Linked DNA regions of Homo sapiens: region 2 is linked to region 1. A link is a loop called in an ENCODE intact Hi-C map of the cell type or tissue named here. Cell type or tissue: IMR-90. All regions are shown on one strand. Links, peaks and the distances in the headings refer to the core of each region. The heading gives the core; the rest is flanking DNA.

Region 1 (12,153 bases), core at 1-8,000:
TCATTTTCAGAAATATATGCATGCAGTTATGTTTTATTTGATTGTTGACTTAGGCTATGTCTGTATACAGTAACCAAATAAACTCTTTCACTATTAAAGAGATTTCTTACTGACACAAGTCTCCTTCATTTTATCTTCAGAAGTAGGCTGAGTAAAAAATGGTGACACATTTTATAGAATGAAGTTAACAGTCTTTGCAATATAAATCACCTCTGGCTTATTATTTAATTGACAGAGCTTACCTTTATATCTTATATACACCAAAGGGGTAGATCTCAAAGAACCTGATTGCTTTAAGTTTTCAAATATAATTTTTTCTTTATTAAATAATCAAAAGTAATATTTTAAGTGTAGCACTAATTTAATATTCAATAACATTTATCACAGCCATTAAAATTATATTTCTAAAAGTTATTTAATGACATGAGGTTTTATAATCAGATAAAGAGGGGTTAGAGTGGAACAGTGGTTTTCAGCATGGATGGGGAAGAAATTTTGCCCCCTAGAGGGCATTTGACAATGTCTGGAGACTTTTTGGCTGCCACAACTGGAGGTGGAAAGCAAGGGAGAAAAGGTGCTACTGTAATGTAGTGGGCAGAGGCTGGGGATACCGCTAAGCTGCTAAGCATCTTACCATTCCACAGGGCAGCCCTGACAGCAAGGATTACCCGGTCATGTGTGTCAACAATGCTGAGGTTGAGACACTCTGGAGTAGAGTTAAACTGTTAAGCATATGGATTTTAAATTCAGATTATCTGGGTTTGAATTCTAGCTCTGCTACTCAGTAGTTGCGTGATCCTGGGCAACTTACATCATGTCTCTAAGTCTCAGTTTTATCCTCTGTGGAATGGTTTTAATAATAGCGCATACTTTATAGGGTGGGTGGAGGCAGTAAATGAGATAGTATATGCAAAACAATTGAATAATGCCTGGCAAAGAATAATTATTCAATAAATATTAGCTATCATCATCATCGTTGTCATATTTATTCAAGATGCTCTTGCCAATACTGTGGTAGTGGAGGTGGTAGGAAGCTCAATTTGTTTATTTGTCTGTCTTCTGCCTTTCTCTGTGACTTCACAAAATCTCTGTGATATCCCCAATGCTTGGTGCTGGGAGAAAACAGGATGGTAGAAATAGACAATTCATGGTAATTACCACATGAATGCTAATTCAATCATGCTAATGGGTGACTGACAGGCCATGAGTATTACCATTTAACAATGAGTCTGCTCACTAGTGTTTTATGACAGTTACTGCAAAAAAATAGAATCTTGAGTCAGTATTTAAATGAGTAATTTGTTCCATGAAAATGTAGAAGAAATAAAGTAACATCGTTCTTGGATCATAGTTTTCTACAATATTTTTCTCATTTAGAAGACCAAAAGTAAAGCCATGTCCCTCCTCATTATTGCTAACAGTTACATATATTCTGAATGATATATATTCTAAATCAATTATTCACTACAATGCACACACAAACGTTCCATTATTTTGTATTACCCAAGGTATCAGGCTTGTTCACTGAGAATATGTGCTAACGAAAATGGTTTATTTTCCCTGAGGAGTCCAGACAAAGGAGAATGAGAGGTCAGTAGCAGTTTAAAGACAACGCTGAATTTGCCTACCAACTTTTTAAAAAATCAAGCTATTTTGAGGAACCTATGGTATTTTGTCATAGCAAGTAGACACTTTTACCAAAGCTATTTATTTGGGACTTATTAAAGAAAGTCTCCTTGCCCATTTTGCCATTGTCTTTGTACAAGGCACTTGCTTTAGTCAATAGCTATGAAGTCTAAATTAACACTGTCAGATAATCAGGCTAAAAGGTGACAATAAAGCTATAAAGCAGCTGTCTGAAAACTTAACTCTGTATAAAGGAGAAAGAACAAAAAGAATCTATTCTGTGTCATGTACCCAGAGATATTTTGTGTTCTGGGTAGAAAAGATTTGAACTTTCTTAAAACGTTAGTGAGTATAAGGGGAGGTGCCCTACTTAGAAAATAAACCACTAGTTTTCCTCAGGTGGCTTGACAACTTGGGCAGATGTTTGGCAAGGGACAGGGGGATAGAGAGGAGCCAGAGGAAAATGAAAATTCTGGTGTTCTATGCCACTGTAGAATGACTATACTTAGTAATAACATATAATTTAAAATAGCTAGAAGGGGCCCTGTGCAGTGGCTCACACCTGTAATCCAGCACTTTGGGAGAGCAAGGTGGGTGGATCACTTGAAGTCAATAATTCAAGACCAGCCTGGCCAACATGGTGAAACCCCGTCTCTACTAAAAATACAAAAATTAGCTGGGTGTAGAAAAATAAAAATTAGCTTGATGTGGTGGCATTGTCCCAGCTACTCGGGAGGCTGAGGCAGGAGAATCACTTGAACCCAGGAGACAGAGTTTGCAGTGGGCCGAGATTGTGCCACTGCACTCCAGCCTGGGCAATAGAGCAAGACTCTGTCTCAGAAAACAAAAACAAATTAAAATAAAATAGCTAGAAGGAGGATGTTGAGCATTCTCAACACAAAGAAATGACAAATGCTTGAGATGATGAATATGCAAATACCATGATCTGACCACTCTAAATTGTATGTATCAAAACATCACTATGTACCCCATGAATATGTATAATTATTATTTGTTAATTAAAAAGTAAAATAAAAAAAGGATATAACCAAAGCTCACTAATCTGTTACCCTGTCTGTGGAGCCTGGCCCCTCAAGTTCAAAGTACAGCTCTGCCATTTGCTCTTATGATTTTGTTCATTTTATTCCTTGTGCTTCCATTTATTCAACATGTAAAATGATAAATTATTATGAGGATTAAGTGAGTGAATATTAGTCATTGATAAGGGCAGTGCCTGGCATACTAGCAAAAACTCATATTATTATTATTTGCCAGAACATAAAGGATGATAAAGACTTTAAGTTGAATGTTCTAGATCTGTTGATTTTTTCCTATGTTATTTGCCAGTATAGATTTCCTTCTATTCTTCTGCTCTTTTCTTTCCGCTAGCAACACCTCCGTGGCTAAAAACAGGACTGATTAATCAGACTGAGTCCCTTTTTTTTTTTTAGTGTTACTGATGACAACTCTCAGAACATTAAAAATCTGCAGCCAGTTAAAAACTGGAAGCGTTGGCTCAAACAAAGGGCTGGGGCAATGTTGTTGTTACTTGTTAAAATCCTAGAATGGATTTCTCAGTGGGCACACATCAACAGAAGTCATCATCATAGGCCGGGCGCAGTGGCTCATGCCTGTAATCCCAGCACTTTGGGAGGCCGAGGCAGGCGGTTCATGAGGTCAGGAGATCGAGATCATCCTGGCTAACATGGTGAAACCCTGTCTCTACTAAAAATACAAAAAAATAGCTAGGCATGGTGGCGGGTGCCTGCAGTCCCAGCTACTTGGGAGGCTGAGGCAGAAGAATGGCATGAACCCAGGAGGCAGAGGTTGCAGTGAGCTGAGATCATGCCACTGCACTCCAGCTGGGGCAACAGAGCAAGACTCCGTCTCAAAAAAAAAAAAATCATCATCATAGCCAAATTTCTTGTGACTGGTGATTACTTAGCACATAGTAGATCCTTTTGAATCTTCATAAAAAATCATATAAAATAGTTGTTAATGTTTCTCATTTTTACAGATGAAGAAAATGGATTCAGAGAGTATCTTTGAGAGTTCACACAAGGAAGTGCAACAGTGACTTAGGACAGGGCTCTCAGAGTTTGGATGTGCACAGCCTCTCTTGTACCAAAAGTCCCCTCTTCCCCAAACCAGCTCATTCATGAGCATATTAGATTTGTCTGAATTTACTCAAAATTCTTAGGGAAATTTAAAAGTTGTATAAGAAGAATAACATATGAGCCAAAATGAGCACTGATATCTCAAAACAGCAATTTTATTTATTTATTTGGCTTTATTCTTTCATTAACTCATATTTTACCTCATTCCAGAAATGATTTTATATGGCAAGCTGTTGGTATTGTTGTCATTTAATTTTCCATTAACTTGTAGAGCCCTGAAGGAGTGCAGAGTTGGTGAGAAGACTGGGATTCTTTGGGGTGGGAAGTAGTAGCTGGAAGAGAGGCAGAGAAGAAAGGCTCCCCATCCTTGGCTCGGCTCACATTCAGCTTGGGGCTAACCATGGTTGTGAAGAGGGCACATGGACATTCTGAGACACAAACTGCATCTGGCATGAACTAACTATGAACATTTTTAGAGAAGGGCCACATAGGTAAGTGAAATCATCTCATTTGTTCCTCAGTGATAAATTTCAGAGGCTGAATTATTTTTGGCAATGTTGATGGCAGAGAAGCATCCGAAGTGCCAGATGGGTCGCTACAGAGACCTCAGGGAACCATAAGAAAGCCAGAAATCTGAAGAAAAAAAAAAAAAGTCTCACCTTAGAGTCTGTGGAATTGAGCTCTCATAGTGCTTTAGGCATACCAGATATTCAAATAGTCCTGTTTTATAACGTATTTGTCACCTAAATTGAATTTCCATTAGTGGAAGGGATTTGTTTTTTACATATTGCCTTTCTTTGATGTAAAATTGTGGAGAATAATAGGAGAAAAAGCATGGGGCTGTCGTCAATAAATGCGGATTTGGTTCCAGGATTTTGACCTAAATTTAACCTATATTGACTACGTGCCTTTGGGTACATTATTTTCACCCTGGGCAGTTTTTCTTATTTGAGAGAATTATTCAAAACTGACACTAGGTGGTGCTCTGCTCCCACTGGCTCTACAAAAAATTTAATCGAGGCATGCCTGAGGTTTCCAGTTTGTTTCACCAATTCTGCTACATATGTTGGTCAGGATTACTGCAAAAACAAAACAGCAACCAAAACTATAGTATTTCCAACACAATTTTTTCAAGAGACACAAGAAAAATATTATAACAGTGTGCTATTCTGTGGCTACCAATTTTTTAGGATACCCTATGTTCTTAGGTACCAAAAGAAGGTGTTCTAATATAGCTTAAAAATATACTTCTCCCAAAGGAAAAATAAATCATTATGTTAAAAAGATACCTACACCAGTATATTTATCATAACACTATTCATATTAGCAAAAATGCAGAATCAACCTGTGTCTATCAACAGATGACTGAATAAAGCAAATGTGGTACAATACAACGGAATACTACTTAGCCCTAAAAAGAATAAAATCATATCTTTTGCAGCAACATGAATGGAACTGGAGGCCATCAGAAAGTTTCTGGGTTATTTTACTTAGTTACAACATGTTCTCACTCATAAGTGGGTACTAAATAATGCATACATACAGACATAGAAAGTGGAATTGTAGACATTGGAGACTTGGAAGCGGGTGGGAGTGAGATGAGAAATTACCTATTGGGTACAATGTACACTATTCAGGCGATGGCTACACTGAAAGCCCAGACTTCACCACTAGGCAATATATTCATGTAACAAGATGATACATAAGCCCTAAATCTATAAAAATAAAAAAATACACTTCTTAAGAATATATGGGGAGCAAGGGGAGGAATAGCTTTAGGACAAATACCTAATGCATGCGGGACTTAAAGCCTAGATGATGGGTTGATGGGTGCAGCAAACCATCATGGCACATGTATACCTATGTAACAAACCTTCACGTTCTGCACATGTATCCCAGAACTGAAAGTATAATGAAATAAAAGCTAAAAATAAATAAATAAAAAGAATATAAAGTCTATCACTTTTTCTGATGTGTAACAAAGAGTTCCTTTTTCTGTGTAACAGGGTCATCTGGATCTTTTTAAAAAAAAATTTAAAATAGCAATACACAAATGTTTTATTCATTAAAATCAAATTACAAATAATCCTGAGTTCTCTACAAGCTTCAATTCAAAATAGACCTCTGATGTCTTTCAAGTTTAAAGCACTGTTTTCAATTGTGACTTTTAGACTTGGAAGAGCCCCTGGCAGTTTGAACTCAAGTAAATGTGTAAATGCTATGTGAATATGTGGTTTTGTTCTTGATTTAATTCAAAATATCATCTTATTGCTTAATAGTTCCCCTTCCAATTAGAAGAAAGATTGGTGTCTCCTAAGTGGAGGAATTGGGGTTAACAAGATGATTATTCCTGTTTTTCCAAGAGCAGGAAGGAAAATAGGGAGAACGTTTTCCACAAATCCCACTGTGTGTTATGTGGGAAAGTTGAATGCACAAAGGGGACGCTGGCCAGGTAGTCTTGGTGAGGTTCTATTGGGGTGAGAGATTCTGAGCACAGCTTCTGAAATCTCTGGAGTGCTTTCGCTCTACAAGAAGATGTACATTCAGTGACAGGCCCACATGTGGGTAGTTAACAAGGGGAAGGAACAGATAGTATATAACTAACCCTTAGTATGTATTAAAACTGTTCTCAGTGCTTTATGAGATTATTTAATTCTCACAATAGGCCAACATATGAGAAAATAGGCCCAGAGACGTACTGTCCAAGCTCACATGAGTAAATGTTAAAGCCAAGCTTCAAACCAAAGCAAGTTTGTTCCAGAATCCATGCTTTTAATCACTAATCTACATCATCTCCCCAAATGAGAGCAAACACACAGTGATACTGTTGTAAGTGCTTTATTCACATTAACTTTTAATTTTCACAACAACCTCACGACACAGGATTTATTCTTGGTCTCCTTTCACAGCTGAGGAAACTGAAGCACAGATTAGTTAAAAGGTTAAGATGATAATTAACGTTGAGGGTGTGCTTAAAGACAAGACTGCCTCTTAAAGTCTGTTTGAAGGGCACTCAGCAGGTGCAGAATTGAGCTCTGATCCCCACCACCTTCTTTTTTCCCTGGGGTTCTTCTTACTTGGGTAGATCCATGCTGCACAGCCTCCGAAGGCTTTGGTCTAAGCCTACGGATAATTTTGGTTCCTGGTGCCTCTTGTCATAGTTGGGATTAAAAAAAAAGACACTAAGTATAGAGGAAGAACAGGATACACTTCCTCTGCACTGAGCTCTACACTTTGAAAGAGCGCTGCTTTAGCAACAAAGTTCTGAGGCAACTTCACAGACACCTCCTGCTCCCTAGCACCAGCCGGCTCTCCAGGGGCACCATCTTCCTAAGTTTTCCCTTTTAACACCACAGTCAAGAAGGGCTTGGGTCTCCTCCCCAGGTGCTTGTCACCTACTGGTAATTAACGAAATGAATCATTTCACTCTTCTGATGAAACATCTGCTTCCCTATAGCAACGGATGTTTAGGCGGTTGGCTAGGAGGGGGAATGTGTAGACCCAAGGAGATACCTTATTAGTTACTTTACCTATTAGCAGAAAATGAGGTCTGGTGGCTGGATAATTGTGTCACTAAGAATGACAGAAAATCCAAAAGAAAAAGAAAGAGTGGTTCTCTTCCATTCACAGGTTCTTTTCAATACAAGTGTTCCTTTATTTCTTGGAACTTCAGTTTTCTTATATGCAAAATGAATTTATTGAAAAGCCCTCTAAATTCTAGCTAATTCTGATAGTCCCTGAATTTTGGACTCATTTTAAGAGAAATTTTGAGACAATAAAATGGATTATCAGTAATAATATATGTATTTTAACTTGCAACTAAATTAATATTTCCTTTTTTAATTTGTTTTCTATGTTTTCTGTGTTTAGTTTTCAAGCTGAAAGAAAACAGGCTGTATTATGCATACAGTATCTACAATTGCACATTCAAAAACTGAGTTATATCATTTCTCAATATTAATTGAAGAAATGATTAGAATCCCTATAGAAAGTAATGCTGTGTTCATTTACTCAATTACTTTGATGAATGCCTTCCTGAAGCTGTCCTCACTCCCCCTCATTGCTTCTCCAAGGTATGGAAATAGGCAGCCCCATACTGCCACATGTCTATGTTACATATGTGTTATACCATGTTATCCTGGGTAATGAGTCATCCTATCTGACTGGCTGGGAACCATAAGGTGTTCTCCTTCTCTCAAGATTTTTGCCCCTTGAAATAATCTTCCTGTTTCGTCTCACACCAAAGAGTCCCTATTCTTATATGCTTCTGGAGTTTCCATATTTGAGTTCTTCTGGCAATGACGGCCAGAGAGAAAGGAGAGGAAAGGAACCCACCAGTAGCTGTCTTTCTGCTGCCTGTCTGAGTACAGGTATATACAACGATGACGGGGGACATGGTGCGTGCAAACACATGATGAGCGTGAGCCATGCCAAGCGGGGACCTGAGTGAGGACCACTTACAGGTGTGGTGACAGAGGGAAGATGGACTTGGGTCCAGAAAGACGGGACAGAGAGATGGGCAGGAAAAGGGAGAGTACTTCACATGAGGAGAAGCTGAGAGACGGCAGAAGTGCACATGGGTATTTTGAGAGAAGCAGGCTGGGGTGGTTGGCACTGAGGCGCAGAGAGAAAGTGGTGGGAGACAAGAAAAACAGGGTTGGAAATGAGGCTCACAGTAGATTCTAGAGATCCAGGAACGTCAGGCTAAAGCACCTGGCCTTTATCTTGCAGGCAACAGGGAATCTTAAAAGGCTGTGCGTGTGTGTGTGTGTGTGTGTGTGTGTGTGTGGTAAACGAACGGGATGAGTGCTATCAAACCTTGGTATTTTTCTTAAGTTATATAAAATAAATTATTTTCTATTTTATTCTTAGCCAATAAACGGGATCGAGTGGCAACTAACAAAAACTAGCCAACTCTGTCAAAAAGATCTCCACATCAGAAACCAAGACCTGGAAGCTGTAAGAAGCCTGGATCCACACAAACGACTGCTTAGCATTCAAATACTCCCCTCCCAGAACACTTGATGTGTTTCTTGCATATCTGACTTACTCTGCTGGCCATCTACTGACAAAAGCAATCTCTTCCCAGATGAAAATTTCTCTGGCCCTTTCTCTTTGTTTGTTTTTGGTATTGTTTAAAAAACAGCATTTCAAATTCCTTCAGCCTTCCAGGAAAGCAGACAGATGTGTAAACTAGATTCCAAAGCACTAAGACTTCTGCTTCTTAATAAGCTGGGACACAATCATGCCCTGGAAGCAAAAGTGAATAGAATTTCCTCATTCACGAAGGGTCTACTGTTGATTTTCTAAAAAGAAACAAAACAGTAACCAGATGGTAGTTGACAGGGCAACTTTAAAGACAAGTATTTGTTTTGATCTCATTCCTAAGGGAAAGAAAGTTAGATAATTAATAGCAGGAAAGAACAGGAGAGAAAGGCTAGAGGAGAAGAAATATCAAAGATAATGTATAAAGAGAAATGTGAGGAGAAATGGATATTGGAAAATAAGGGGAAAAAATAGCCAGTTCTAGAAAAATAGAAAATGGGATGAAATGAAATATAACTGCACATTTTTCACTAAATCGTTGCCTAGGAAACAACTAGGAGTGTTTCTCCCTGTACTGAATAATCGTTGAGAAACACACTGGACTTAGGGTCTCTTGGCTTTATTGTATCAACTGGGAAACTTACGTGTCAGTCATAGTAGTTATGAGCACCATGCTTTCTATATCATGCTTCTAACAACAGAAGTAGTCAGTTTCAACAATTTTGGAGGGTAATAGCAGAGGAATTGTAAGTTTGAAACCTACAAACACAGGCAGGTTGAGACTTGAAAATCTGATTAGTCTAGGATGACACATTAGTATGTGTAACACTAAGCAACAAACCGTGGAAAAGTCAATTAGAAAAGCAGCTGAAGGCCCATTTGGCAATGTGAGATCATCTTTACAGTTTGCCTGGTATCTGTTGAAAACCAGTTTTCCATATAAAGAGCCTGGTGCACTTAAAGTCATATAGTGTGGAGGCAAAGTTTCACGTTACAAAGCAGTTCTTTATCCTCCATTAGCGTACAGCCCCTATGGATCTTATTATCACTGTTTTCCTTTTAATCTAATAATTATAAAGAACAAAAAGCATTAAAAAATGCTTTACTGCTCCCATTTGAATTTGTCTTTCCTATAGTTTAGTGAATTTTGCAGAAAATATTTATATACATTGTCTTAAATAAGCCCATCTCTATAAAGCTGTCCCTCCTCTATTTATTGGGCTGAATTCTCAGCGTGTGCGTGCAGGCAGGCATGCATATGTGTGTGTGTGTGTCTGTGTACACATGCGCATACATGTGCACTTAGAGAATTGTGACAGGGGTAGGGAAAACAGGTGTGGGAGGGATTGTTTTTCATAATGACTCATACTATCCTTTTCCTAAACAAAAGCAGGAGTTAAGAGTTTGAGAACGTTTGCTGTTGGTTGGAAATAGACCATGGTTATTTCATCTTATTTTTTTCTTCACATTAACATAGAGAAGTTTTCTATAAATTTGTAAGGTCATACATATCCTATCCTGTGAGATAGAGTGAATCCTAAATTGTAAATATTTTTATTTAGAGACAAATTGGAAAGGCATAACAAAACAAATAAGAAATTATCTCGGGCTCCTGACAAATGTTTGAATTGTATCCTTGGAATTCATTTTGTCAAACATTTACTCATCCTTGTATTGGTATTGACTTGTCACTTTCATTTATTATAGAAAAAAATAAAATCTCAGTTCATAACAGGACCAGCAGCAAAGCAAACATGACATTCAACCCTCGGCCATCTGTCTGGATCTAGGTCAAGATTGTTTCCAAAACTGGAATGAGGCAGAGAAAGCCAATAAAATCTTGATGGGTTTTTATTTTGGTTGTATTTATGTGTTTTCCTGGTTTTAAAAAAAATACTGGGGAAAAAACGGTCAGTTATAATATGTACCATATCTCTGCATATTTCACAACATTTAGACATAATTTATGTATGTATATATTCTTTCTTCTAGATCTTATGTTTTAGTGAGGAAGACAGCTACATATCTTAATTCTAAGTAAATCTCACAAATAAGCAAAAAAATTTAATTCAAGAATACTGATTATCATAAAACAAATAATTGCAGAAGTTCCAATAAAAATTTGATATTACAATGTTAGTATAGTATATATCTTACCTACTGCCTCTCAGGCTATACTCAGAGATTAGCAATTAGCTGAGTGTATGTCCCTAACTCTCCTCAAATATATGAAAAAATTGGCCCAGAGATTTTTAAAAATTCTGTTCTGAAAAAAGTCTATAGATTTTTCTATTTAAAAATTCCTTATATAAAAATTAAGAAAAGATAAAACTTGGGAACATATTTATAATTACATAGATAATATAAGTGAATACAAATAAAACAATAAGAAAAGTATTAGTATTCTAATTTTAAAATAAAATTCCAGAAAGAAGTTCACAAAGGAGAAAAAACATGTGTTTAAAAAAATAATAAAAAAAACATGTGTTTAAAAAAATATACAAGTTGTTTCTGTTTTGTTTTTTAAACTATTGCATTAGCCAAAATGAACCAACAGTGCAGTGGTTAAGAAGATGAACTCTGGAGACAGACAAAACTGACTGGCATTGCTGTTCAACTTTTATAGGTTGTGGGGCCTAGGGCAAGTCTCCATTTTCCTACTAAAAATTGGAAATAGCAATAGCACCTATCTCATAGTGTGATGAATGAAGATTTAAATGAGATGACTGTTATGTGCTTAACACAGTGCCTACCATATATTAAGAGACTGATTTTAATGAATTATCGTCATTCAAGCAAGTGGAAATGTAAAATGGTACAGATATTTTAATAAGGATCTGGAAAATGTATTGATGAAATATTAAGCTGTCTTTAACATGCTTCAAATAGTTTTTAAAAACAGAAAAATGGACCTAGCAATCACAGTTTGGGAAGCACAATGAATTAAATGTTCTTATATTTTCCCTTAGCCAAGGCTGTCAACTGTTTTTTTTTTTTTTAGACGGAGTCTTGCTCTGTTGCCAGGCTAGAGTGCAGTGGTGCAATCGCGGCTCACTGCAACCTCTGCCTCTCAGGTTCAAGCAATTCTCCTGCCTCAGCCTCCCAGGTAGCTAGGACTACAGGTGTGCGCCACCACCCCCAGCTAATTTTTTGTATTTTTAGTACAGACGGGGTTCCACCATGTTGGCCAGGATGGTATGAATCTCTTGACCTCGTGATCTGCCCGCTTTGGCCTCCCAAAGTGCTGGGATTACAGGCGTGAGCCACCCAGCCGGCTGTCAATGTTTAAGCTGTTTTGACTCAATACCTTATTCTATAAGAATTTGTGTATGTATAAGCAAAACAGCAACAACAAAAAAACACT
Region 2 (15,304 bases), core at 1-8,000, 350 kb before region 1:
TGGAATGAAGCTCATTAAAAGTGAAAGTACAGTGACGAAAGGTGGCAGGTGGAAGGGAAAGTTGGAGAACTGAAGGGTAGAGTGGGGGTCCTGTCCATGTTGTGTGGAGTGGAAACAAAAGATACTCTCTATAGTTGGAGAAACAAGGAATCAAGGTTGTGTACATCTTAAAACTGCAGGAATTAAAGCAATAGATAGAAGATAAAATTTTTAATTGAAATACACTAGAAGGCAGGGGAATGTAAGAAAGCTTAGTAAAAATGAGCTAAGTACTCCTCTATCATAGTAAGAAGTCAATAAAGAATATCAAAAATTGATAAATCTTGGAATAGATATATAAGCACATTTTGGAAATATCTTAACAGTGTACAAGCTGTGTAACTGCCAAGTTAGTTAACCCCAGTATGCCTCAGTTTCTTCATCTTTAAAATGAGAATAATAATAGTACATATCTCATGGTGCTTGTGATGATTAAATGAGTCAATATATGTAATCTTTTTTTTATTATTCTTTAAGTTTTAGGGTACATGTGCACAACGTGCAGGTTAGTTACGTATGTATACACGTGCCATGTTGGTGTGCTGCACCCATTAACTCATCATTTAACATTAGGTATATCTCCTAATGCTCTCCCTCCCCCCTCCCCCCACCCCACAACAGGCCCCAGTGTGTGATGTTCCCCTTCCTGTGTCCATGTGTTTTCATTGTTCAACTCCCACCAATGAGTGAGAACATGCGGTGTTTGGTTTTTTGTCCTTGAGATAGTTTGCTGAGAATGATGGTTTCCAGCTTCATCCATGTGCCTACAAAGGACATGAACTCATCCTTTTTTATGGCTGCATAGTATTCCACAGTGTATATGTGCCACATTTTCTTAATCCAGTCTATCATTGTTGGACATTTGGGTTGGTTCCAAGTCCTTGCTATTGTGAATAGTGCCGCAATAAACATACGTGTGCATGTGTCTTTATAGCAGCATGATTTATAATCCTTTGGGCATATACCCAGTAATGGTATTGCTGGGTCAAATGGTATTTCTAGTTCTAGATCCCTGAGGAATCGCCACACTGACTTCCACAATGGTTGAACTAGTTTACAGTCCCACCAACAGTGTAAAAGTATTCCTATTTCTCCACATCCTCTCCAGCACCTGTTGTTTCCTGACTTTTTAATGATTGCCATTCTAACTGGTGTGAGATGGTATCTCATTGTGGTTTTGATTTGCATTTCTCTGATGGCCAGTGATGATGAGCATTTTTTCATGTGTCTCTTGGCTGCATAAATGTCTTCTTTTGAGAAGTGTCTGTTCATATCCTTTGTCCACTTTTTGATGGGGTTGTTTGTTTTTTTCTTGTAAATTTGTTTGAGTTCATTGTAGATTCTGGATATTAGCCCTTTGTCAGATGAGTAGATTGCAAAAATTTTCTCCCATTCTGTAGGTTACCTGTTCACTCTGATGGTAGTTTCTTTTGCTGTGCAGAAGCTCTTTAGTTTAATGAGATCCCATTTGTTAATTCTGGCTTTTGTTGCCATTGCTTTTGGTGTTTCAGACATGAAGTCCTTGCCCATGCCTGTGTCCCGAATGGTATTGCCTAGGTTTTCTTCTAGGGTTTTTATGGTTTTAGATCTAATATTTAAGTCTTTAATCCATCTTGAATTAATTTTTGTATAAGGTGTAAGGAAGGGATCCAGTTTCAGGTTTCTACGTATGGTTAGCCAATTTTCCCAGCACCATTTATTAAATAGGGAATCGTTTCCCCATTTCTTGTTTTTGTCAGGTTTGTCAAAGATCAGATAGTTGTAATGTGTGGTATTATTTCTGAGGGCTCTGTTCTGCTCCATTGGTCTATATCTCTGTTCTGGTACCAGTACCATGCTGTTTTGCTTACTGTAGCCTTGTAGTATAATTTGAAGTCAGTAGCACGATGCCTCCAGCTTTGTTCTTTTGGCTTAGGATTGTCTTGGCAATGAAGGCTCTTTTTTGGTTCCATATGAACTTTAAAGTAGTTTTTTCCAATTCTGTGAAGAAAGTCATTCGTAGCTTGATGGGGATGGCATTGAATCTATGAATTACCTTGGGCAGTGTGGCCATTTTCATGATATTGATTCTTCCTACCCATGAGCATGGAATGTTCTTCCATTTGTTTGTATCCTCTTTTATTTCATTGAGCAGTAGTTTGTAGTTCTCCTTGAAGAGGTCCTTCACATCCCTTGCAAGTTGGATTCCTAGGTATTTTATTCTCTTTGAAGCAATTGTGAATGGGAGTTCACTCATGATTTGGCTCTCTGTTTGTCTGTTATTGGTGTATAAGAATGCTTGTGATTTTTGTACTTTGATTTTGTATCCTGAGACTTTGCTGAAGTTGCCTATCAGCTTAAGGAGATTTTGGGCTGAGACAATGGGGTTTTCTAGATATACAATGATGTCATCTGCAAACAGGGACAATTTGACTTCCTCTTTTCCTAATTAAATACCCTTTATTTCCTTCTCCTGCCTGATTGCCCTGGCCAGAACTTCCAACACTATGTTGAATAGGAGTGGTGAGAGAGGGCATCCCTGTCTTGTACCAGTTTTCAGAGGGAATGCTTCCAGCTTTTGCCCATTCAGTATGATATTGGCTGTGGGTTTGTCATAGATAGCTCTTATTATTTTGAGATACATTCCATCAATACTTAATTTATTGAGAGTTTTTAGCATGAAGCATTGTTGAATTTTGCCAAAGGCCTTTTCTGCATCTATTGAGATAATCATGTGGTTTTTGTTGTTGGTTCTGTTTATATGCTGGATTATGTTTATTGATTTGCATATGTTGAACCAGCCTTGCATCCCAGGGATGAAGCCCACTTGATCATGGTGGATAAGCTTTTTGATGTGCTGCTGGATTCGGTTTGCCAGTATTTTGTTGAGGATTCTTGCATCGATGTTCATCAAGGATATTTGTCTGAAATTCTCTTTTTTTGTTGTGTCTCTGCCAGGCTTTGGTATCAGGATGATGCTGGCCTCATAAAATGAGTTAGGGAGGATTCCCTCTTTTTCTATTGATTGGAATAGTTTCAGAAGGAATGGTACGAGGTCCTCCTTGCACCTCTGGTAGAATTCGGTTGTGAATCCATCTGGTCCTGGACATTTTTTGGTTGGTAAGCTATTAATTATTGCCTCAATTTCAGAGCCTGTTATTGGTCTATTCAAAGATTCAACTTCTTCCTGGTTTAATCTTGCGATGGCGTATGTGTTGAGGAATTTATCCATTTCTTCTAGATTTTCTAGTTTATTTGCATAGAGGTTTTTATAGTATTCTCTGATGGTAGTTTGTATTTCTGTGGGATCGGTGGTGATATCCCCTTTATCATTTTTTATTGCGTCTACTTGATTGTTCTCTCTTTTCTTCTTTATTAGTCTTGCTAGTGGTCTATCAATTTTGTTGATCTTTTCCAAAAACCATCTCCTGGATTCATTGATTTTTTGAAGGGTTTTTTTCTATTTCCTTCAGGTCTGCTCTGAGCTTCATTATTTCTTGCCTTCTGCTAGCTTTTGAATGTGTTTGCTCTTGCTTCTCTAGTTCTTTTAATTGTGATGTTAGGATGTCAATTTTAGATCTTTCCTGCTTTCTCTTGTGGGCATTTAGTGCTATAAATTTCCCTCTACACATTGCTTTGAATGTGTCCCAGAGATTCTGGTATGTTGCGTCTTTGTTCTCATTGGTTTCAAAGAACATCTTTATTTCTGCCTTCATTTCGTTATGTACACAGTAGTAATTCAGGAGCAGGTTGTTCAGTTTCCATGTAGTTGAGCGGTTTTGAGTGAGTTTCTTAATCCTGAGTTCTAGTTTGATTGCACTGTGGTCTGAGAGACAGTTTGTTATAATTTCTGCTCTTTTACATTTGCTGAGGAGTGCTTTACTTCCAACTATGTGGTCAATTTTGGAATAGGTGCAGTGTGGTGCTGAAAAGAATGTATATTCTGTTGATTTGGGGTGGAGAGTTCTGTAGATGTCTATTAGGTCCGCTTGGTGCAGAGCCGAGTTCAATTCCTGGATATCCTTGTTAACTTTCTGTCTCGTTGATCTGTCTAATGTTGACAGTGGGGTGTTAAAGTCTCCCATTATTATTGTGTGGGAGTCTAAGTCTCTTTGTAGGTCTCTAAGGACTTGCTTTATGAATCTGGGTGCTCCTGTATTGGGTGCATATATATTTAGGATAGTTAGCTCTTCTTGTTCAATTGATCCCTTTACCATTATGTAATGGCCTTCTTTGTCTCCTTTGATCTTTGTTGGTTTAAAGTCTGTTTTATCAGAGACTAGGATTGCAATCCCTGCCTTTTTTTATTTTCCATTTGCTTGGTAGATCTTCCTCCATCCATTTATTTTGAGCCTATGTGTGTCTCTGCACATGAGATGGGTTTCCTAAATACAGCACACTGATGGGTCTTGACCCTTTTTCCAACTTGCCAGTCTGTGTCTTTTAATTGGAGCATTGAGCCCATTTACATTTAAGGTTAATATTGTTATGTGTGAACTTGATCCTGTCATTACGATGTTAGCTGGTTATTTTGCTCGTTAGTTGATGCAGTTTTTTCCTAGCCTCCACTGTCTTAATGAATCATTGAAAGAACTCAGAGAAATCATGTGCATTTGACATCATCCAGGTAATTTTTTAAATTATACTTGCCAAGAGAAGCACTAACTGTAAATTCATATTTTATCAATAATTAAAATAAAATGGATATTAACTAAGGGGGAAAATCTGATCCTAGGGAATACAACTCTCTAAAGTACATTCAGTGATGTGGTTTTGCTGAGAATGAACAATTCTCCTGTTGGGGGAGTGAAACTTAAGAAATTAATCATATTTATATCATTTTGGGGCCACCGAAAATGGGATTCAGGTTTCTTTAGCAGATTTCTCTTTCTGCCTGCATTTACAGGTCGCCATAGTAACAGAGAGTGAACAGCAGAGGGAGCTGAAGATGCAAGCCAGCCGGTGAACATCTGTAAGACCAGTATTTCACAGCAGGCTTGGAGTTAGCGGCATTCATGTGCAAAACTCCGCATCCTGAGGCTGTGCAAAGCATACTGATTGAAATAATTAGGAGATTTACTTATTCTCAAAAGAATTATAAAAACATAAAGGTATCTTTAATAGAATCCGTTCTTGACAAATATTAATTTGGGGGTCAATGTGATTAGGAAAAGATTTTAATTTAACAAGTTCAGGAGTACATGTGCAGGTTTGTTACATAGGTAAACTCATGCCAAGGGGGGTTTGTTTTACAGACTATTTCATCACCCATGTATTAAGCCTTGTATCCATTATTTATTTCTTCTGATCCTCTCTCTCCTCCCACTCTCCATCCTCCAGTAGCCCCAGTGTCTGTTGTTCTCCTCTATGTGTCTGTGTGTTCTCAACATTTAGCTCTCACTTGTAAATGAGAACATGTGATATTTGGTTTTCTATTCCCGCATTAGTTTGCTAAAGATAATGGCCTTCAGCTTCATTCATGTTTCGCATGTGGTGTAGCACATTTTCTTTATCCGGTCTACCATTGATGGTCACCTAGATTGATTCCATGTCTTTGCTATTGTGAATAGTGCAGCAATGAACATACACATGCATGCGTCTTTATGATAGAACGGTTTATACTCCTTTAAGTAAATATCCAGTAATGGGATTGCTGAGTCTAATGGTAGTTCCGTTTTTAGGTCTTCGAGGAATCATCACACTGTTTTCCACGATGGTTGAACTAATTTACACTCTCACCAACAATTTATAAGCGCTCCTTTTTCTCTGCAACCTTGCCAGCACCTGTTATTTTTCTGACTTTTTAATAATAGTCATTGTGACTGGTGTGAGATGATCAATGTGGTTTTGAATTGCATTTCTCTAATAATCGGTGATATTCAGCTTTTATTCATATGCTTGTTGGCCACAATTTCTTTGAAAAGTGTTCGCTCATGTCCTTGGCCCACTTTTTAATGGGTTTGTTTGGGTCTTGTAAATTTGTTTAAGTTCCTTATAGATGCTATAAATTAGACCTTTGTCAGATGCATAGTTTGCAAATATTTTCTCCCATTCTGTAGGTTGTCTGTTTATTCTGTTGATAGTTTCTTTTGCTGTGCAGAAGCTCTTTAGTTTAATTAGATCCCATTTGTCAATTTTGGCTTTTTATGCAATTGCTTTTGGTTTCTTTGTCCTAAGATCTTTTCTCATTCCTATGTCCAGGTTGGTATTGCCTAGGTTATCTTCCAGAGTTTTTTATAGTTTGGTGTTTTACATTTAAGTCTGTAATCCATCTTGAGTGGATTTTGTATATGGTGTAACGAAGGGGTCCAGTTTCAATCTTCTGCATATGGCCAGTCAGTTATCCTAGCACCATTTACTGAATAGGGGAGTCCTTTCCTTATTGATTGTTTTTATCAGCTTTGTTGAAGATCAGTTTGTTGTAGATGTATATGACCTTATTTCTGAGCTCTCTATTCTGTTCCATTGGTCTATGTGTCTGTTTTGGTTACTGTAGTCCTGTAGTATAGTTTGAGGCCCTGTGGTGTGATGTCTCCAGATTTGTTCTTTTTGCTTAGGATTGCCTTGGCTATTAGTGCTTGTTTATGAATTTTTAAATATTTTTTTCTAGTTCTGTGAAGAATGATATTGTAGTTTGATAGCAATAGCAATGAATCTATAAATTGCTTTGGGCAGTATGGCCATTTTAATTATGTTGATTCTTACTATCCACGAGCATGGAATATTTTTCCAATTGCTTGTGTCATCTCTGATGTCTTTGAGCAGTGTTTTGTAATTTTTATTGTAGAGGTCTTTCACCCCCCGTTAGCTGTATTCATAGCTATTTTATTTTTGTGTCAATTGTGAAGTGGATTGCCTTCTGATATGGCTCTTGGCTTGACTATTTTTGGTGTATAGGAATGTTGGTGATTTTTGTATGTTGATTTTGTATCCTGAGACTTTGCTGAAGTTGTTTATCAGCTTAAGGAGCTATTGGGCTGAGACTATGAGGTTTTCTAGATATAGATTTATGTCATCTGTAGACAGAGATAGTTTGACTTCCTCTCTTCCTATTTGTACGCCCTTTATTTATTTATCTTTCCTGATTGCTCTGACCAGGACTTCCAATAATATGGTGAATAGGAGTAGTGAGACAGAGTATCATTGTGCCAGTTTTCAAGGATAATGCTTCCAGCTTTTGCCCATTCAGTATGATGTTGGCTGAGGGTTTGTCATAGACAGCTCAAAAAGATTTTTTAATGCATTTATCTTTAAAATGTCTTGGAAATGCCATCCTCAAATATTTCAGCATCTCCAGATTCCTGTTATGAGTAATACCAATCAGTGCAAAGAGGGTAGAAGAGTAAGCCAGAACAAAACACTCTTATTATTTTTACTAAGAAGAACTTGTTTAGGGTGGCCCAGTTACAAACCTGTTGACACACAGCATTCTTTTCATTTCTATTTGCTACTCTCTTCTCAACTGTTCCATGTTTTTCACTTCCTTTCTCTGTGTTGCCTTTCTCTTATATTTCATTTGCTTGTCACTTTTCTTTCATTTCCACAACTCCTTTTTTCCAAGAGTTTCCTATTTGTTCTTGGCTATTTCTATTTTATCATTTGTTCCAGTCACATTTTATTTCAACCCATTTATTATTGCCCTTCCATTTATTTTTATTTTTAATAATTTTCCCTCTTTTTCTCATTATCTTTTTTCCATCTATGGGTTCTTCTTCTTTTATAATCTATTAACTTTAAAAAATTTCTTTTTTGCCAGGCACGGTGGCTCATGCCTCTAATTCCAGCAGTTTGTGAGGCCAAGGCAGGAGGATCACTTAAGCTCAGGAGTTCAAGACAAACCTAGGCTACATAGCAAGACCCATGTCTCTATAAAAAATACAAAAATTAGCCAAATGTGGTAGCACATGCCTGTGGTCCCAGCTACTTGAGATACTGAGGAGGGAGGATTGCTTGAACCAGGAGTTCAAGGCCGCCGTGAACTATGATTGTGCCACTGCACTCCAGCCAGGGCAACAGAGTGAGACCCTGTCTCAAAAATAATAATAATAATGTCCTTTTCTCTTTTTCTTTTCACATTTATTGAGAAAGCTACCTCTTCTCCACTTTTGCAAAGTGGGAACAATATCTTGGCTGTATTCATTCATTTACTTATTTCATAAATACTTAACGAATGCCTACAGTATATAAGACATACCAGGTATCATGGTTGGGAAGTAGCAATAAGGAATGAATGGGGAACATAAAAATGAAAAAGACATAAATCCTTTCCTCTGTTGCTCATAAGAAATAAACACAAGGCCAGGCGTGGTGGCTCACACCTGTAATCTCAGTGCTTTGGGAGACCGAGGAGGGTAAATCACGAGGTCAGGAGTTCGAGACCAGTCGGGCCAACATGGCGAAACCCCATCTCTACTAAAAATACAAAAATTAGCCAGGCATGGGGGCGTGCACCTGTAGTCCTAGCTACTCAGGAAGCTGAGGCAGGAGAATCGCTTGAACCCGGGAGGCGGAGATTGTAGTGAGCCGAGATAATGCCACTGCACTCCAGCTTGGGAGACAGAGTGAGACTTCGTCTCAAAAAAATAAATAAATAATAATTTAAAAAACACAAAATAACTACAAGGCAGTTTAATATCAGTATCATAAGAAAAATGCAATATTTTTCTCCTGGACAGGGCATTAACATAGAAACTGTGAGGGCTCTTGAGGGACACATAAGATATCCATAAAGGTAAGTTAGGAGAGCAAGATGGCTAATAACACTGAGGCAGAAAGAAGGAATAGCTTAATTGTACTGAAGTAAGGGGTAGATGTGGAAGAATAGCTGGAAATTCTGTACATTATTTGTCTTACAGTAAGGATGGTTTCTCTGCAATATTCATAATAGAATCTGCCTTTTGGTAAACCTTTTCAATCCTTCTATAGACTTGGTGGGAAAGATTGAAAATCACAATTACTAATCAGTACTTTTTCTTGGTTTATTTCTTCCTTTTAAATGGGAGTAAAATAGTATCTAATTCCTGGGGGGTTGTTCAGAACTAAATTAGTTAATAAATGTAAAGTAGTTATAACTGTTCTTGCAATGTATTAAGGAGTGTAAAGCCGTTTCTTATGCTGTTGTTGTGCTGAGGGTTAATTGGGGCCAATTCAAATGCTCCATATTCATTCCATGAAGATTTTCTAATCTCTTCAACCCACTCTGATCTTTAACTTTGCTGTACACCTAGTCAGTGTTACCTGGTTAATACTTAGTTATTTGCTAATGATTTTGTGTATTTTCATTTTGTGTTTTCGTTAGATCATAAATTCCTCTTGGCAGGGACCACAAATATTGTACAATTGTCAGTGTAACTAGTATGACCGAAGACACCTAATAGACACTCAAAAAATGTAGCTAAACTAATCAATAGCTTTCATATCTTAGAAGTGCAGGAGTAAATAGTATGAAATGTAAGGCTGCACATTCATTAATGGGAAATAAAAATTATAAATAACCTCAAAAGACATCTAAGAAGAACTGCTCAAATGAAGAGTATTTTAGCATTCAGTTATTCAACAGTATCAGGGAACATCTGTTAGACACCTACTATTATGTGTGTATTTGTCCATAATAAATTCATTATTTAAATATGAGGTTTTGTAAATGAGTGAGGCTCAGAGAGGTCCACAGTCACACTATCATTAATAATGACAAAGCTTGCCAGGCATGGTGATTCATGCCTGTAATCCCAGTGCTTTGGGAGGTTAAGACCAGAAGATTGCTTGATCCCAGGAGTTCAACACCAGCCTCGGCAACATAGTGAGACCCCATCTCTACATAAATACAAAAATTAGCTGGGCATGGTGGTACACACCTATAGTCCTAGCTATTCAGGAGGCTGAGGGTAGAAGATCACTTAAATCCAGGAGTTGAGGCTACTGTGAGGTATGATCATTCACTGCACTCCAGCCAGTGTGAAAAAGGGAGATCTTGTCTCAATAATAATAATAATGGCAAAGCTATGTCTGCCAAACTTCTAATAGGTGCTCTTTCTTCTGTAATACCTTCCATTGATATAAGTAAATTTGAGAAATAATTTCCATTTGGGGACTGAATAGACATTTTATATAATTAGCACAATTATAGAGACATAAAGTGAAAATAAGAAAAATCAAAATGTTTATTTCCAGAATCAGCTAAAGAAACAGAGCAGGAGTTATGAAATGTCAAAAACTGATTGATTTAAAAGGCTGAAATTCTGCAAATGTATTTTGAATTCCCAAAATACATTAATATTAACATTTTCCAGTAGTGAAACAAATGCTTTTTTACAGTTAGTATGGAAAATCTTGGACAAGTATTTATTATTGAGAGAATCAAATTTCATAACAGCAATCAAATCCTTTGATTTTTATTTCATGTTTTTAAGAATCAGCCTACACCCTTTCTTGAACCCCAAGAAGTGGGCCATTTCTTTGCTAACTTGGAGTAGAGTAGAGCTAATGCATCATTAAATAAAGCTTGTCTCTATGCCAAGTCCTTTACTCAGCTCTGGTTATTAACTTAGTTGATAGCATTGCATAAAGATGCTCTCCTCTTATTTATTCATTTATTCATTTTTCAATAAATATTTAATGAACACTCATAATGTGCCAGGCACACTTCTTGGAATACATCCATGGAAAAAAATGAAGATCCCTGGCCTTGTGGAAAAACTAAAAAGAAATTGGGGTTGTATAGGGGAGAGTAATCAAGAAGGTTACAATTTTAAACAGGCTGGTCAGGACAGGCCTCATAGAAAATATGACGTTTGAGCAAAATCTTAGAAGCCAGGAGGAGAATATCTAGAGGAAAGAGCATTCCAGGCAGAGAAAGCTGTTAGTGCAAAGACCCTAAGACAAAGTGCTCCCAACATGTTTGAAGAATAAGGACTCCAATACATCTGTAAAGAGGTAAGAGCATTAAGAGAAGAAATATGTGATCAGTCTTCCCCCAATCCCCACAACCCAGGTGCAGAGGTTTTACCAGAGGCCGGGGTTGGGTGAAGACAAATCACACAGGTGCTTGTAGGCATTGAAAAGACTTTGACTTTAATTGGAGTGGAGAGATGGAAATGGAGAGCCTTTGCAAAGTTTTGAGCAGAGGAGTGACACGTGCAGTTGAAAATAAATAGCACATATTGGTGATGTGAATAACTCTTGGTAAAGTTCTGAACAAAACAAAACTGAATCTTCCCTTTTCTAGAAATTGGATCCCTAGAAAATTAAGTGCTGTATATGATAAAATCTTAAAAAAATACATAAATAAATAGTAAAAATCCATCCAATTACTTGTTCAAGGATAATTTAAAAGCATTAGGCTAGCCAAGGGAAAATGTCATTTGATGACACTTAAAATATACAGTCAATTTTTGCATTCTTAGGTATCAAGTATTGCATATTTATTAAACTTTTTATACTCAATGACAAATTTCACAATGATTATCTTAATTTTAATATGGAGAAATAATTCTCATTTCACCTAGGCTTAAAATAATGCCTTAATGTCTCATAATTAACTTTTTTGGTTATAAAAATAAAAAATATTAATAGCCATTAAAATGTGTTCATGAGTTTATCCAGCCACTATAAATCAGCAAGGTTAGTAAAATGTTTTTATCAAAGTTGTTTAATATCCAGAGTAGTTGGACTTTTTGGTTGTCACAAGGTTTTGGTATAGTTGAAAGTCCTCCTATAGAGAGTACATTAGCAGTCTCAGTTGCTAAAACAATGGAAAATTATTTTCTCACTGTTCTGGAGGCTAGAAGTCCAAGATCAAAGTGTTGGCAGATCTAGTTTCTTCTAAGACCTTTCTTCTTGGCTTGCCGATGGATTCCTTTTCCCTGTGTTCTCACATAATTACCCCTCAGTCTGTAGGTCTGTGTATTGTCTGCATTTGAATCTCCCCTTCTTATAAGGACACCAGTAATACTAGATCAGGCCTACCTGCATGGACTCATTTTATATCAATTATATCCATAAAGGCCCTATCTCAAAAAACAGTCACATTCTGAGGTACTGGGGGATTCAAATTTCAACAAATAAAGCTTGAGGGGACACAAGTCAGCCCATAACACATAGTATAAAGACCCAAATGATTTATCTGATGGAAACAAGACTCAGGATCAAAGCACACAATGACCTCACTAAGCACCAAAGCAGGAGAACCAAAACATGTTTTTGTTCAATTATGTTCATTTGTTTGTTTATTGCAGATTTTTATATCTTAAAAACATTAAAATAGTTACCATAAAAAAGCAGAACTTTATTACACATTCTAATTCTTATTAGAATAGAGTCTTGTTAACTGGTGACTATAGGTCTTAGCCAGCCTGTGGAAGATCCTGAGTAAGGGCTAAGGGAGCAGCCCAGCCAAGTAGGTGGGTATGGGCGGCAGGGCTCTGCCTCTCATATGGGAATTGGAGTGCAGCCTAGTTATAGGCTAAAGAGAGTCAAATTGGAAGCCTGCCACTTTGAACAGGGGATGTCAAGCACTCACTCTGGGAACATCAGATACAAGAGACTTGGGATACCAGATTTGGTTTGGATTCTTCTAGGGTCATCATACGGCAAATCATAAAGTGATAGAAAGGCATAGGCTTCAAAGTGGAAAAGTCTGAATCAAAACACATGCACACACACACACACACACAAACACACACACACACATATATATATAAAACATGCTGATCGTGAACCTATTAGAATGTAATCGAACCTCTCTGGGTCTCAATTTCAATAAATATCTCTAAACACCAGAACACTAGCTCATTTTGTTTACTATCTTCATTTTTCACAGCTGGCTAGGACTAGAAGAGATAGTTACAGATAATTATGAATTAATTCAGTGGAAAATAAACCAGACCTAAATTGGTCCAAAAGCAATACAGAATATATCTTCAGCCACCAGTGCCCCCAAAAATCACATGTAATAAAGTGTATAGTTTCCTGGCTTTGCATTGTGTTATGAAAATAACAAAGAATAAAGGTATCTCCTTTTATTTCTATCCAAAGGTGAAATCACCCCTGAGCACTAAATATTAGATTATTCTCTGTCTTGCTTAAACATTTGCTATTGCCATAGAAGCATGATGTTGACATTTCTTGTTGCTAGGAGCGTCATAGTGTTGGATACGTATACAATAGCATTCTGTTAGCTCAAACGTGGGGCTTTTTAAACAGCAGCATGCTCTTTTTATATCCTGGTACAGTAATCTAAAGTATAGATTTACCATGCAAATTATACATGAAAATCTGAATTTACTACTACACAGAAATAAAAGCACCAATGCTTAATAATTTATCTTTAAGGAATATTTTTGCAGCATCTCAGAGTGGAAAAAAAATAAAAACCTTGAAACAAAGCAGATGCCCATCAGTAGCAGAATGGCTGAATCTATTGTGCTGCATACAAGCCACAGAATATCATGGAATCTTTAAAAGGAATAAATTATAGCTATGCCAATTGACATGAAAGAGTTTCTACCATGCGTTATCAACTGAGAAAAGCAAAATGCATAAAATTGTTTATATACACCAATGTTCATAGCAGCATTATTCACAATAGTCAAAAGGTAGAAATAACTTGTGTCCATTGATGAACGAATAAAAAAAATGTGGTGTATGCATACAAACGAATATTATTTAGCTTTTAAAAAGACAGAAAATTATGACACATGTTTACAATATGGATGAACCTTGAAGACATGCTAAGTGAAATAAACCAGTTACAAAAAGACAAAGACTGTATGATCCCAAATATATGAGGTAATAGAGTAGTTAAATTTATAACCACAGAAAGTAAAATGGTGGTTGCCAGGGGCTGAGGGAAGGAGGAAAAGCATAAATGTTATTTAATGGGTATGGAGTTTCAGATTTGCAAGATGAAAGGCATTCTAGAGATTGATTGCACAAGAAAGTGAATGTACTTAACGCTATTAAACTGTACACTTAAAAATTGTTAAGATGGTAAATTTTAAATTGTGTATATTTTACTGCAATTAAAAGTAAATTTTAAAAATTGGGAAAATGTTTTATATAAAAATAATGCCAATAAACTCTCTTTATACATATAAATACATATATAACCTACTGTAAATAGAGAAAATTTGGAAGGATGACACCAGGTTGTCAAATGAGTTACCCTGTATGAATGCAAACTAGAGGGAATAGTAGGTCGTTCAAATAAATCAAGAAAATAAATGATATAATCCCTACATTGGAGGCAATGGGAGTTCTCTACAGAGTGATACTCGGAGGCCTTTATTGGCCGTAGTGCTTTTTAGTACGTCTTGAAATATATCTTTAGCCACTAATGCCTACAAAGTCATATGCAATAAAATCTATGACCCCCAGCACTGAAAATCAGCTTCCCAGCTAACTGAACTCATAGTTCAATGTAGGGATCTATTTTGTTGCATCAGTTTAGAAAATTTTGCCAGATTTACACTTCTGAGAACTAATCTAAGCCAATTTGATTATCCACAATGACTGTTTTGGTAGCTTCAAAGAGTTAGAGCTAGGTGAAGTTGAGTTGACCAAAACCTTACCACCAGAAAGAAGTTTATATTTTAAAAATATTAAAATAATCGTCATGAAAAAAGCAGAAATTCTGCCACACATACAAAGATGTATTAGCAAGAAGGCACAAAAAGTTATTCACCCTGCTATATAAACCTGATGAAGTATGTTGCATAGAATATGTTGCAGTATTCTAACAGTGGGATTCAGCTAACTTTCAAGAAAGTCAGGTGACAAAAATCTACTCTAAGTAGCAGTATTGCCTTTATAATCTAGGAGAGGAATCTCTTTTTGGAGCCCAGCACCTTAAAGAGCCCTGAATATCATAACACATACCAAAAAATTAATTTATTAAGGAACAAACGGTCACTTCTATCATTTGGAATCCAGCACTCCGTGTTGGCATAGTGTAACTCTAAACATTATTCCAGCAACTAAGAGCTCCAGGAAAATTCTTCTCCTACGCCCTTGAGACACAAGGTTTGCAGGTTGTACTACTTTATGCCCATGCCAGCTGCTTCTGAGTGAGAATAGTTTATTTTTTTGAAATGTTTAATACAATCTGATTATAGTTTCAAAATATTAAGCTTAAAATGTCAAATTTATATGAATGATTTTGTTTTTAAATTAGAAATTTATTAATTATAATTTAATTTTTAATTTTATGATATTTCTAAATATTTTAAAACAAAATGTACAAAAACTTTAATTTTCCTATTTTTAACATGTATTTGAAATACATTTTATA

The links. A loop is a pair of places that touch in the nucleus more often than their neighbours do. Peaks named below come from ENCODE experiments on the same cell type or tissue, not always from the same donor. Only the 100,000 strongest peaks of a DNase experiment are listed, where the experiment ranks them.
Region 2: it touches region 1 in a loop (2.7-fold over the local background); 4 of 110 quality-filtered maps call a loop at or near these places.

The regions. Positions count from the first base shown.
Region 1 is chr6:122,726,261-122,738,413 of GRCh38, forward strand. PKIB (cAMP-dependent protein kinase inhibitor beta) reads left to right here. Exons shown (of 5, transcript NM_181795.3): 5 at 1-113. Among named protein-coding and RNA genes, the nearest start is that of FABP7, 47 kb to the right of the region's middle. In IMR-90, for the core only: CTCF peaks have their summits at 508 (motif pointing left) and 4,718 (motif pointing right); no DNase peak of the experiment used is centred there; H3K27me3 peaks cover 388 bases.
Region 2 is chr6:122,376,735-122,392,038 of GRCh38, forward strand. No RefSeq gene overlaps it. Among named protein-coding and RNA genes, the nearest start is that of HSF2, 15 kb to the right of the region's middle. In IMR-90, for the core only: a CTCF peak has its summit at 4,958 (motif pointing right); a DNase peak (open chromatin) is centred at 4,967.